Linked DNA regions of Mus musculus: region 1 is linked to region 2. The links are chromatin loops, found by intact Hi-C in ENCODE. Cell type or tissue: heart. All regions are shown on one strand.

Region 1 (5,000 bases), 100 kb before region 2:
AGAGAGGGAGAGATGAAGAGAGAGGGAGAGAAGGGAAGGGAAAGGAAAGGAGAGAATAGGTTTTCGTTTTTCCTGTTACTTATAACCCTTTGCTGTATTCTCTGTTTTAGTCAGACTTAGTCACTGTGACCAAATATCTGACAGAAACAATTTAAGATTTATTTTGCACTGGGTATCTCAGTTTCTATCTGTCATGGTGGGAAAAACAAGGAAAAGTGCTGCAGCTCACTCCACAGTGGCCATGATATAGAGGAGATACAGAGAGGGCCAGGGCAGCCCTAAGAACATACAGCCAGAATCTACTTCTTCCAACTAGGCCCCGCCCCACTACCTTTCACTACCTCCCAGAGAAGTCACATTATAAATCCACCAACAGAGTAACTAATCCCTTAATTAGATCATAGCCCTGTGACCTACTTTGCCTCCAGAAACAGCACCAGAAACACCCAGAGGTGTGTTTCATTAATCGCCCGCCGATGAAACTGACAGGACTAACTCCTACCCACTTTAGTTTGTGTCTCTTTGACATACAGCCTTTTCTTTTTCTTTTTGGTTTTTCGAGACAGGGTTTCTCTGTATAGCTCTGGCTGTCCTGGAACTCACTCACCTGCCTCTCCCTCCCGAGTGCTGGAATTAAAGGCGTGTGCCTTTTCAATTTCTTATATTCATCACATATTGGAAAAGTAATATGTGCCAAACACTAATCAAAGTGCAAAGAAAGTGACTTGGGGGTAGGGGCATCAACAATAGATACAGACAGGTACAAAGGAGCACTAGAAACTGTTCAGGGGTTTGAAGAACTTAACATAGTCTGCTGTGCTGGCAAACGACGAGAGCTGTTTCAGAGAAAAGGACAGGAAGAAACACTTTGTCTTGATGAGAACTCAGCCATGGACTTAAAACACTCATTACAAAGATAAACCATTTAAAAAACAAGTTTGGGAAACTTTCATGATCCCATTTAAATATGGTTTTTCAGAATGAGATTCCCCACAGAGCCTCCCACCCCATATAAAAAAAAGTGACCCGAATAGATGGCGACCACTGGGGCAAACGAGGTCTGCCGCATGACCACTTAAAACATTTACTGCTGGTTGGTTTCATGAATCCTAAACTCGCTCTTTAAAAACACGAAGTCAACAACTTCTCTTTGAATTCAGAACTTCTAGGTCTTTCGAAGGCTCCAATTGAATTACCAACCCAGGCAACACTAGCCGTGTAAAGCGACAGGAGTCTACATGGCGAGTTCCAGGCTAGCCAAGTCTACACAGAGAGATTGTTTCAAAACAACAGAGTACACAGGGACCAGCTCCACTTTGTGGTCCAGAAAACTGTACGGAATATCTATTCAAGTAATTTATACACGTTCATAACTAAAGTTAACCTTACCAAAAAGAAAACCGCAAGGACTTTTCCGACCTGGGGTAAATGTACTGCCCACTCGGGGACCACCGGGTCAGGACTCCAGGAAGGCCAGGTCTTGGCGGTAAAGAGAGTTAGTTCCATGGTGGGCGGATGAAATTGAGAGACGGCCTGAAAGACGCCCTGTGTCCCCTAAAGTAACTTCTCCAACCTGCAAACGGACGCAACAGCGACCCGCTTCTCAGAACAGCGGTGGCCCGAGCAAGACGGACCCAGAACTTTCGGAAGCGCCCCGCGGGGCTCGCGTCTCACTCACCTTGACCAGCCACACGCCGGTGTTCTGTTTGGCGCCCGTCAGATCGAGTTCCCCGCGCTCCGCCATGAGCTTGTCGCGTGAGGAGGCGTGCAGTGCGCGCACAAGCAGTGGTCCCGGCGCTGAAAGGCAGAGAGCGACAGTCCAGAGCCGGCCAAGGGAGTAAGTAGACCGCGAAAAGCCGGCGTCGCACACAGCCCGGGAACCAGGAACTTAGATGAGAAGAACACGCCGCCGAATGAAGAACTGCGCCTGCGCACGACTACGTCAGGACAGCGCGCCGAGAGGGACAAACTTCCTGCTCCGGCAATTTCCTAGATGGGCGTGACTCCCGGCAACGTGCAATCTTGGGATTCGAGTGCTGGGAAAGGAAGAGCCTAATCCTGAACCGTGCGTTTACAGCAAAGGTGACAAAGTGGAAAGATTAAGGTTTAGACAGACAAAAGCTGTGTGTATTTATACCCAACCCTAGATAAAGAAGCTAGGCATTTTAAGGACAGACTTGGGGGTAAAAAAAGTCACTTTCTTGGCCCAATTAACATTGGCACAAGTGGGCACTAGAGTACAAGTGAGTATGCTGGACACATGCCTTTTCGAGGCATAAAAATCAATTCACACCGTGCAAGCAGCATACACTCTTTCAGACGCCGAAACCTGAATGCCATCTAATTGAGTTGGTAAGACCCACCATGTAAGAAACAGATCTGATTATCCAACTGCCCTGCTTAAACAGTTTCCGGTTGCAGGATATTGGATCACATTATGAGCCCTGAGATTGTGAACTGGAAGAATCTGTTAATAACTGTGGCTCAGCCTTTGATCCTAGAACTTTCTGTTTACTGTAAACAAGTATAGGTAGCCTGGCTCACCCCTACCTAGCGCGCACATTAATCCAAGAGCTAAATAAAGTCAACCCTAGATCAGGCGGCAGAGCAAGTAGCCAGCTGACAAGAGAGTGAACATGAGCAAGAGAAAGGAGAGAGTTTGAGGTGAAGGGTATTTAAGAGTGCATGAAGGAGAAGGGGCTTTTCCTTCTGAGAAGTCGGTGGAGTGGGAAGGTCAGCTGAGTACTTTTTCTGCCTCTCAGAGTTAGCAGGCTTTCACCGCAGCTTCTAGCTCCTGAGTCTTCATTTGGTAATTTCCTCCCCCACTTGCCTTTGGAATGAAATTCTACCCTGTGCTTCAACTGAGTCCTTTGGGTTTGATCCTTCCTATACTCTCTGTTCCACACAGGATTCCACACCAAGCCCATCCACCTGCTTGAAGACTCCAGGACCTTCCTCTTACCATTTCAGAGCCTCTTTCAAACCAATTCCTGTGCCTTAGATGCCCTGCTTTCCCTGATCTTTACACTGGCCCTGTCCTTTGGCAAACTTCTACTTATAAACACAGACAAGTGGAAATGAAATAAAGACCACACAGAAAAGAGAGTCCCCCTAGATAAAGTTCTGTTTCCCCATATGATAGTGTGTGATGCTTAACGCTGTACCATGAGAGGCGTGTTTATCTTTGTTTTCTACACTACTGACTGAACTCCTAGACAAAAGTACTGTTTTTGCCCCAGATTTGCTGAAGCAGAATGGACAAATACAAAATAGTGTTTTATTCATTTTATATGCACAGCACCCAGCACAGTGTTTGACATACTGTGGGATGTCAGTAGGCTTTGGTTGAATGAACATTTGCTGAAGAGAAACAAGCAGTAAGGTATTGGAAGAATGGCAAGTAATTTATTGAATCACACACCAGAGCTATGCACAAAACTGCAGAGAGTCTATATCTGTGCAGCATAAGGGCTGGGAAAACTGTCAGGTCTCTGAGATCTGCTGGCAAAACTAATGTGATGGAAAAGACCAGGCACTCATTGGAAAGAAAAGTTGCATTCTCTTATAACAGCTTGGAAACAGGCCTAAAGTGTTAAAAGGTGAGCCTATGAGAAGTGCTTTAGTCTTGGTTCAAGTATATGTGAGAAGAACACAAAGGAGCCTGGCACACCCCAGGAATGGCTTTAAAGATAAAGTATTTACATTGAACATACACAGGTAAACCGTCCAACTTAACAAAGCTCATGGCTATAATGGCTCAGAGATATAATGGTTTAGATAAGATATCTCCTCATAGACCACTGTTACAGGATATTTGAACCTGTTTCTAGTTGTGGTGTGGCTCAGCCCTTAGTATGCACCTGTAATCCCTCTGGCTGGAATACAGGCAAACCCTTAGATTCACCTTTAATCTCAAACAATGAAGGTAAAGTTAATTTGGTGGAGGAAGTAGCCATGCTTGGAAGTGATGTCTAAATGGGTGGCAGACAAGGTGATGAGTCAGAGAATGGTCTGACAGAATAGGATATAGCCAACTCTCACAGGGAGAGAGAGGAGAGGGAAGCTACTTCAGGGAGAGACAGGCAGCTCAGGAAGAAGAGAGTACAGTACAGGATACAGTGGAGCTCGTGAGAGCAGTAAGTAGAGTCGGGAGGGAGAGTGGAGCAGAGAGAGGGAGAAGGAGGCAGTGTTACCAGGAGAGTTTTTACAGAGACAGATTGAAGAGAGAACAGGCTGGACACAGGTAAAGACACAACAAGCAAGAGAATGAGAAGGAGCCAGAAGATTAGAAAAGATTTCTAGAGATATTTTGAAGCAAAACAGATCAATTAGAGGCCAAGAGAAAAGCCAGATTGAATCAGTCAGCTGGGAGAGTAGTTTTGAGCCAGAACATCGGAGTTGAACCAGCCAGTCAGGGCTCAGAAAAAAACTAGAAAGGGTGATCTCACCCAGCAGCAAGTCTCAAAGGCTGAAAACACTCTAGGCCCAGGTAAGATTGTATGGAGGCCAGAGGCTCCCTAGACCTAGGCTAGCAGATGGAGGCAGTAAGCCGCCCAGACAGCAATTACAACAGGAGAATAAAAGTTATGTTTACAGACCATGCATTTGATGCTTGGTCCCCAGTTTGTGGATGTTTGGAGAAGCTTAGAAAGTTTAGCAATGCTGAAGTAAGTATGTCCCTTGGGTCAGGCTTCGAGGTTTCAAAATCTCACATGATTTTGAGTGTACTCTTTCAGCTTCCGGCTTGCAGTCTGAAGTTGTGAGCCCTCAGTTCTCAACTTCCAGTTTCAGTCACCTGGCTGCTATCTGCTCCCACCATTACGGTCTCTGGAACTGTAAGCCCAAAAGAAAGTCATTCTTCAATAAGTGTCTTTGATCATGGTGTTTTATCACAGCCATGGGAAAGTAACTACTACAGACTTGGTACCAGGAAGTGGGTTATTACTTATCCAAATGGAAACCCTAAGTCAACCTTTTCTCCTGTAAGTTGCCTTGGCCAC
Region 2 (5,000 bases):
CAGAGGAAGGAAATGAAGCCAGTCTAAATGTCCATCAACAGATAAATGGATAGCAGAAATATGGTGTAAAATACACAGTGGGATTTTACTCAGCTGTAAATAAAAATGAAGTCACAAAAGTTCTAGAAAAGTGGATATAACTGGAAAGTGTTCTATAGTGAGGTGACCCAGTTTCAGAAAGGCAAATACACAGTCCTCTCTGATGTTCATACAAGTGCATATTAAGTGGGCTGAGTACGGATATAAGCTATGAAACTAGAAAAGAGATTATGAGGGGGTTAAAAGAGGTATTGAAGAATAGGGGACACACATGAGACACAGAAGGGGAAAGGAGGTTATGGGAGATGCCTGAAGGCTAAAAGAGATAAGAGGGGGTGGGAAGAAGAATTAACAAAAAGTTTTGTTTAAAAAATGACATAATTCGGTCTTAAGGATGGCTCAGGCAGCAGTTAAGAGTGTACACTGCAGAGGCCCCAAGTTCAGATCTCAGCACCCACATCTGGAGGCTCCCAACTGCCTGTAACTCCAGTTTCAAGGGTCCACACAACTCCTGTTCTCTTCAGGTACTTGCATTCACACGCACATACCCACACACAAACACATGAATATAAATAATGGAACCTAATGCTGTGTATGCCAATTTTACAAACTACAGATCAAGAAGACAAAAGAAATTTCAATAAGAAATAAGCAAAAGACTATCAGAGCACAGTGGTAAAAAGATAATAAAAAATTAGAAAAGTGTTCAATTTAATTTCTCACAAGAAAATACAAGTTTAAATTACTACAAAATATGGCTTCAAAACACCAGATTGAAAAGACAGAGGAAAATGATTAGGGAGAACATGGAACAATCAGAACTCCTATACTCACTGAGGGCTTTGGTAAACTGGTAGGATTCTGAAACTGAGGGTGTATAACAGAGGAGATAGATAGACGGACAGACAGATAGATACACATGCACACACATACACAGTGCATAGTGGCACTCTTTGTAAGAGTTAAAAACAAAAACAAAACCAGAATCTACCCAAATGTCTGTTACCTGTACAATAGGTAAAGAAATTGCAGGGGATTTACCAAATTGAATTCACTCATACTTCTTCAACCTAACTGGGTAGAAATTTCCTTCCTAAAACAAAGAATAAAGGGAATTTTTAAAAATAACGGCACTAGAAATAAGATCTGGAAGGAAGAATCTGCCGGAGACATAGTCTCTGGGTAGCCAGAAAAACAAAGTCAGATCAACATTCTGTCAGTTTTGTTCTTTCCCAAGTAGAGTCAGCGCCGGCCTTCAAACTGGAACAAACACTAAAGCCGGAAAAGCATGAAAGAGTGTGCGAGGTATTGATGTGGCATAGATGCATGTTAAGGTTGCAAGACACAGTGAATTGGTGGAGACTGAGATATCCACAAATTAGTTGAACAGAATGTGTTAAATATTAGCGTAACTGGGGAGAGGAAAACCCGGAGGAAGACGTGACAATGCTCGGGAAGGTGACGCTTAAACTGGTATATGAAGGACGTTTTGTCAGGCATTTAAGTACAACCATAGCACCCCCAAAAGTCTATCGTCAAAGCATAAACTCGAACTGTGTGGGCACTGGGCTGCTGTGTAAGATGGAATGATAGAATGAGGTCGGGAAGTCAGGCCGGGGAGGAGAGAGGCACAGGATCTTTGGCAAGAGTCTTGTAAATCTGAAGATATAGAGATACTAGGTTCTAACTTGGGCTTCATCACGGACTAGCTGCGTGTCTTAGGCACCGATTCATCAGCCGCTGTCATCATTTGTAACACATGCACCATCCATCATCTTTTCTTATACAGTTGATGGAAGGGTTAAACAGACGACCGGACGAAGATTGATCAGTTAGCACAGTCCTATTCGTAATAATAGCAAATTGGGACTGTATAGTCATTTTAACGATGATCGGGTCCCAAACACTCAGGCGTTGCCCAGCTTTTCCCCCAGGGCGGACCGCGCCCACTCCACGGTGGTCGCCAGTCCTTCCCGGGAGTGCAGACGCCCGCTGCTGCTTACCCGGGCTCGGGTCCCGTTCCTCGTCCTCAACTGTCGCGTGCTCCTTGAAGCCTGGCGGCAGTGCCGGCCCGATCAGGTCCCTAGCCATTCGCTGCGACGCACAGTCGCTCAAAGCCCAAGCCAACCTGCACACGCAGTTTAGCTAAACCCAGGCTGGACGGTGTAGACCAGGATTTGCTGCAAGGCCCGAAGGTTTTTCCGGCTTTGTCTGATGACGTAAGCCCGCGATGGGCTCATTGGCCAGATTACTGTAACGGAAGTGACGCTTAATGATAGTTCCACAGTTGCACTTTGGGCTCGCTGCTTGCTAGGTGGCATGGCTGAACCGGCACCCGCCGTGTGGCCTTCGGCCCCGGATCTGACTCCCGCGCCCGGGACTCCGAGCGAAGCTGCGCCGCCGCGGGACAACTGGGTGTACTGGGCCATGCTGCCGCCGCCACCACCTCCTCTGTCGTCCCCAGTGGCGGGCTCGGAGCAGAGCCGGAAGGGACAGCCTCACGTGCTGCCCCAGCCTCCCTCCGGAGCGCTTCCACCGTTCGATGCTCAGATTCTTCCCGCGGCGCAGCCTCCTTTCGATGCCCAGGCTCCGCCCGATGCTCAATCTCAGTTCAGCGGCCAGCAGGCCTGGAATTTGCAAGCCTCCACGCCTTGGTACTGGGGATTGTCTCCTAATGGTTTTTCCACGTACCACACGTCTTACCAATCTCCGGGTAAGCTGCAGTTCCTAGTGGCCCTACTTTACTTTCTCTTTCTTTCCTCTCCCAGCTTTCTCTTTTTATCTCTCAGCTTTGCGCTGTAGTTTTGGAGGCTGGTAATGAGTATTCAAAATGTGTCTCACTAGGTTTCCTGCCACCTGCTCATCCAAAATTTTATTAATTTAACCCAACTATAAAACTGGGGACTACTTGCATAGCAGTAAACAAAACATACAAAAATCCATACCTTTTGAGAGCTTCCTATCCCCTCAGTGTAGGAAGACGCGATACAGGAGATAAAACTAGGTATTAGGAAGTAATGATTGTATGTATGCATTAGAAAAGGATTGATTGGGGGGGAGGTGGAGAAATGGGTTGGCGATGAGACTCTATTGCTCTTGCAGAGGACCAAAGCTCGGTTCTCAACATCCACACTGGGCTCTCAACTGCCTGTAACTCCAGCCTCAGAGGAGCCGATAGCTTTCTTCTGGCCTCCAAGAGTACCTGCACTCCATGCTACCTACACAGTTTTTGTTTTTAATCTAAGAAAAAAATGATCAATAAACAATTGTACCTTTGCAATCTTAAATGAAACCCTCTTTTCTTTTTTAGTTACACATTCTTATTTTCCACGATCACATGATGCAAAATTCAATTTGCCTCAAAACAGAAAACAGAAAACGAAGGTAATTCCAAGATGATAAATGTGGCCTTTTGAACTTGAATGTTACTGCTCTATATATTAAGTTGTAACTGTCAGTGTTTCACATCTGTGGTGGACATGGAGAGCTTTACTTGGGTAGTATGTTTAAGGAACTTAATTATAAGTAAAATGTTGAAACAAAATAGTATTGAAAAATAAATGATGAAATTATAGGAAAAGAAAGAACATTAAAACCGTCTTGGTGCCAGGCGGTGGTGGCTCACACCTTTAATCCCAGCACTCGGGAGGCAGAGGCAGGTGGATTTCTGAGTTCGAGGCCAGCCTGGTCTACAAAGTGAGTTCCAGGACAGCCAGGGCTGCACAGAGAAACCCTGTCTCGAAAAAACAAAACAAAACAAAAAACAAAACAAAACAAAAAACAAACAACTGTCTTGGTACAGACTTAGTAGGGGTTATGCTTACAAATAAATGTGAGTGTTAAAACCAGTGAAGTTTATTTAAAACCTAGGGGTTGAAGAACCCGTTCACAGGGATTGCGGATCAGATATGCTGCATACCAGATGTTTACGTTACAGTTCGTGACGGCAGCAGAATTACAGTTATAAAGTAGCAGCGAAAGTAATTTTAGGGTTGGGGGGGTCACCAGAACATGAGGAATGTATTAAAGGGTTACAACATTAGGAAGTTTGAGAACCACTAGTTCAAAAAACTATGAAGATTGGGACTGACAGCTGGAACTTTAGGAGAAGACTGGGAATCCCAAGTTTTTCTTAACTGAGTTGGAAGCCAAGCCAAATTGTAATAACAAATCTTTTATTTTTCATAATCTTGCTGTTTTTTGGTTTTTGTTTTTTTTTGTTTTTTGTTTTTTTTGTTTGTTTGTTTGTTTGTTTTTTCGAGGCAGGGTTTCTCTGTATAGCCCTGGCTGTCCTGGAGCTCACTTTGTAGACCAGGCTGGCCTCGAACTCAGAAATCCACCTGCCTCTGCCTTCCGAGTGCTGGGATTAAAGGCATGCGCCACCACGCCCGGCATCTTGCTGTTTTTTGAGACAGGATTTCTCTGTTTAACAGATCCCTGGCTGTCTTAGATTCAATTAGTAGATCAGATTCAGCCTGCTTCTACCTCCCTTCTAGTGCTGGGATTAAAGGTGTGAGCCCCCATGCCCAGCAATCTTGGCTGCTTTTTAGTGTAGAAGAATCTGTGAAATAAAAGCAGAGCGCCCCCCTTCCTTTTTTTTTTTTTTCTTGTTAAATTCAAGCTATAATCTAATGTTTCTAATTTAGGAGAGTTTATATTTACCCAAGTTGTGTGCATGTCTTAAATTCAGACAGGATATATTGTGTTATTAATGTTTTTGTTCTGGTTGTAAGGTTTTCATCTTTTCAATACTGGGTATTTGTCATTGTTATGAAAGCCTTTTTCTTATTTTACATTTATTTCTGTTGGGAATGGGTGTGTATGTGTGGAGTTAAGAAAATACCTTGCAGGTGTCAGTTAGCCTACCATGTGGGTCCCGGGGAATTGAACTCAGGTCCTAAGGCTTGGCAGCAGGTGCTTTTACCCGCTGAGGCCTCTCTCTGACTGGGCAACCTTTTTTT

Evidence for each region. Hi-C counts contacts between places; a loop is a spot of excess contacts. Peaks named below come from ENCODE experiments on the same cell type or tissue, not always from the same donor. Only the 100,000 strongest peaks of a DNase experiment are listed, where the experiment ranks them.
Region 1: it touches region 2 in a loop (2.2-fold over the local background); 2 of 42 quality-filtered maps call a loop at or near these places.

The regions. Positions count from the first base shown.
Region 1 is chr14:76,009,002-76,014,001 of GRCm38, forward strand. Gtf2f2 (general transcription factor IIF, polypeptide 2) reads right to left here and starts at 1,864. Exons shown (of 8, transcript NM_026816.3): 1 at 1,679-1,864. The coding sequence starts at 1,744. It overlaps Gm36429 (a long non-coding RNA gene), which reads left to right and starts at 1,745. Exons shown (of 2, transcript XR_383601.2): 1 at 1,745-2,082; 2 at 2,909-3,111. In heart, no CTCF peak of the experiment used is centred here; a DNase peak (open chromatin) is centred at 1,940; H3K4me3 peaks cover 2,348 bases; H3K27ac peaks cover 1,193 bases.
Region 2 is chr14:76,108,575-76,113,574 of GRCm38, forward strand. It overlaps Gpalpp1 (GPALPP motifs containing 1), which reads right to left and starts at 2,241. Exons shown (of 8, transcript NM_026177.3): 1 at 2,043-2,241. The coding sequence starts at 2,130. It overlaps Nufip1 (nuclear fragile X mental retardation protein interacting protein 1), which reads left to right and starts at 2,317. Exons shown (of 10, transcript NM_013745.5): 1 at 2,317-2,752; 2 at 3,350-3,423. The coding sequence starts at 2,359. In heart, a CTCF peak has its summit at 2,464; a DNase peak (open chromatin) is centred at 2,277; H3K4me3 peaks cover 2,426 bases; H3K27ac peaks cover 1,696 bases.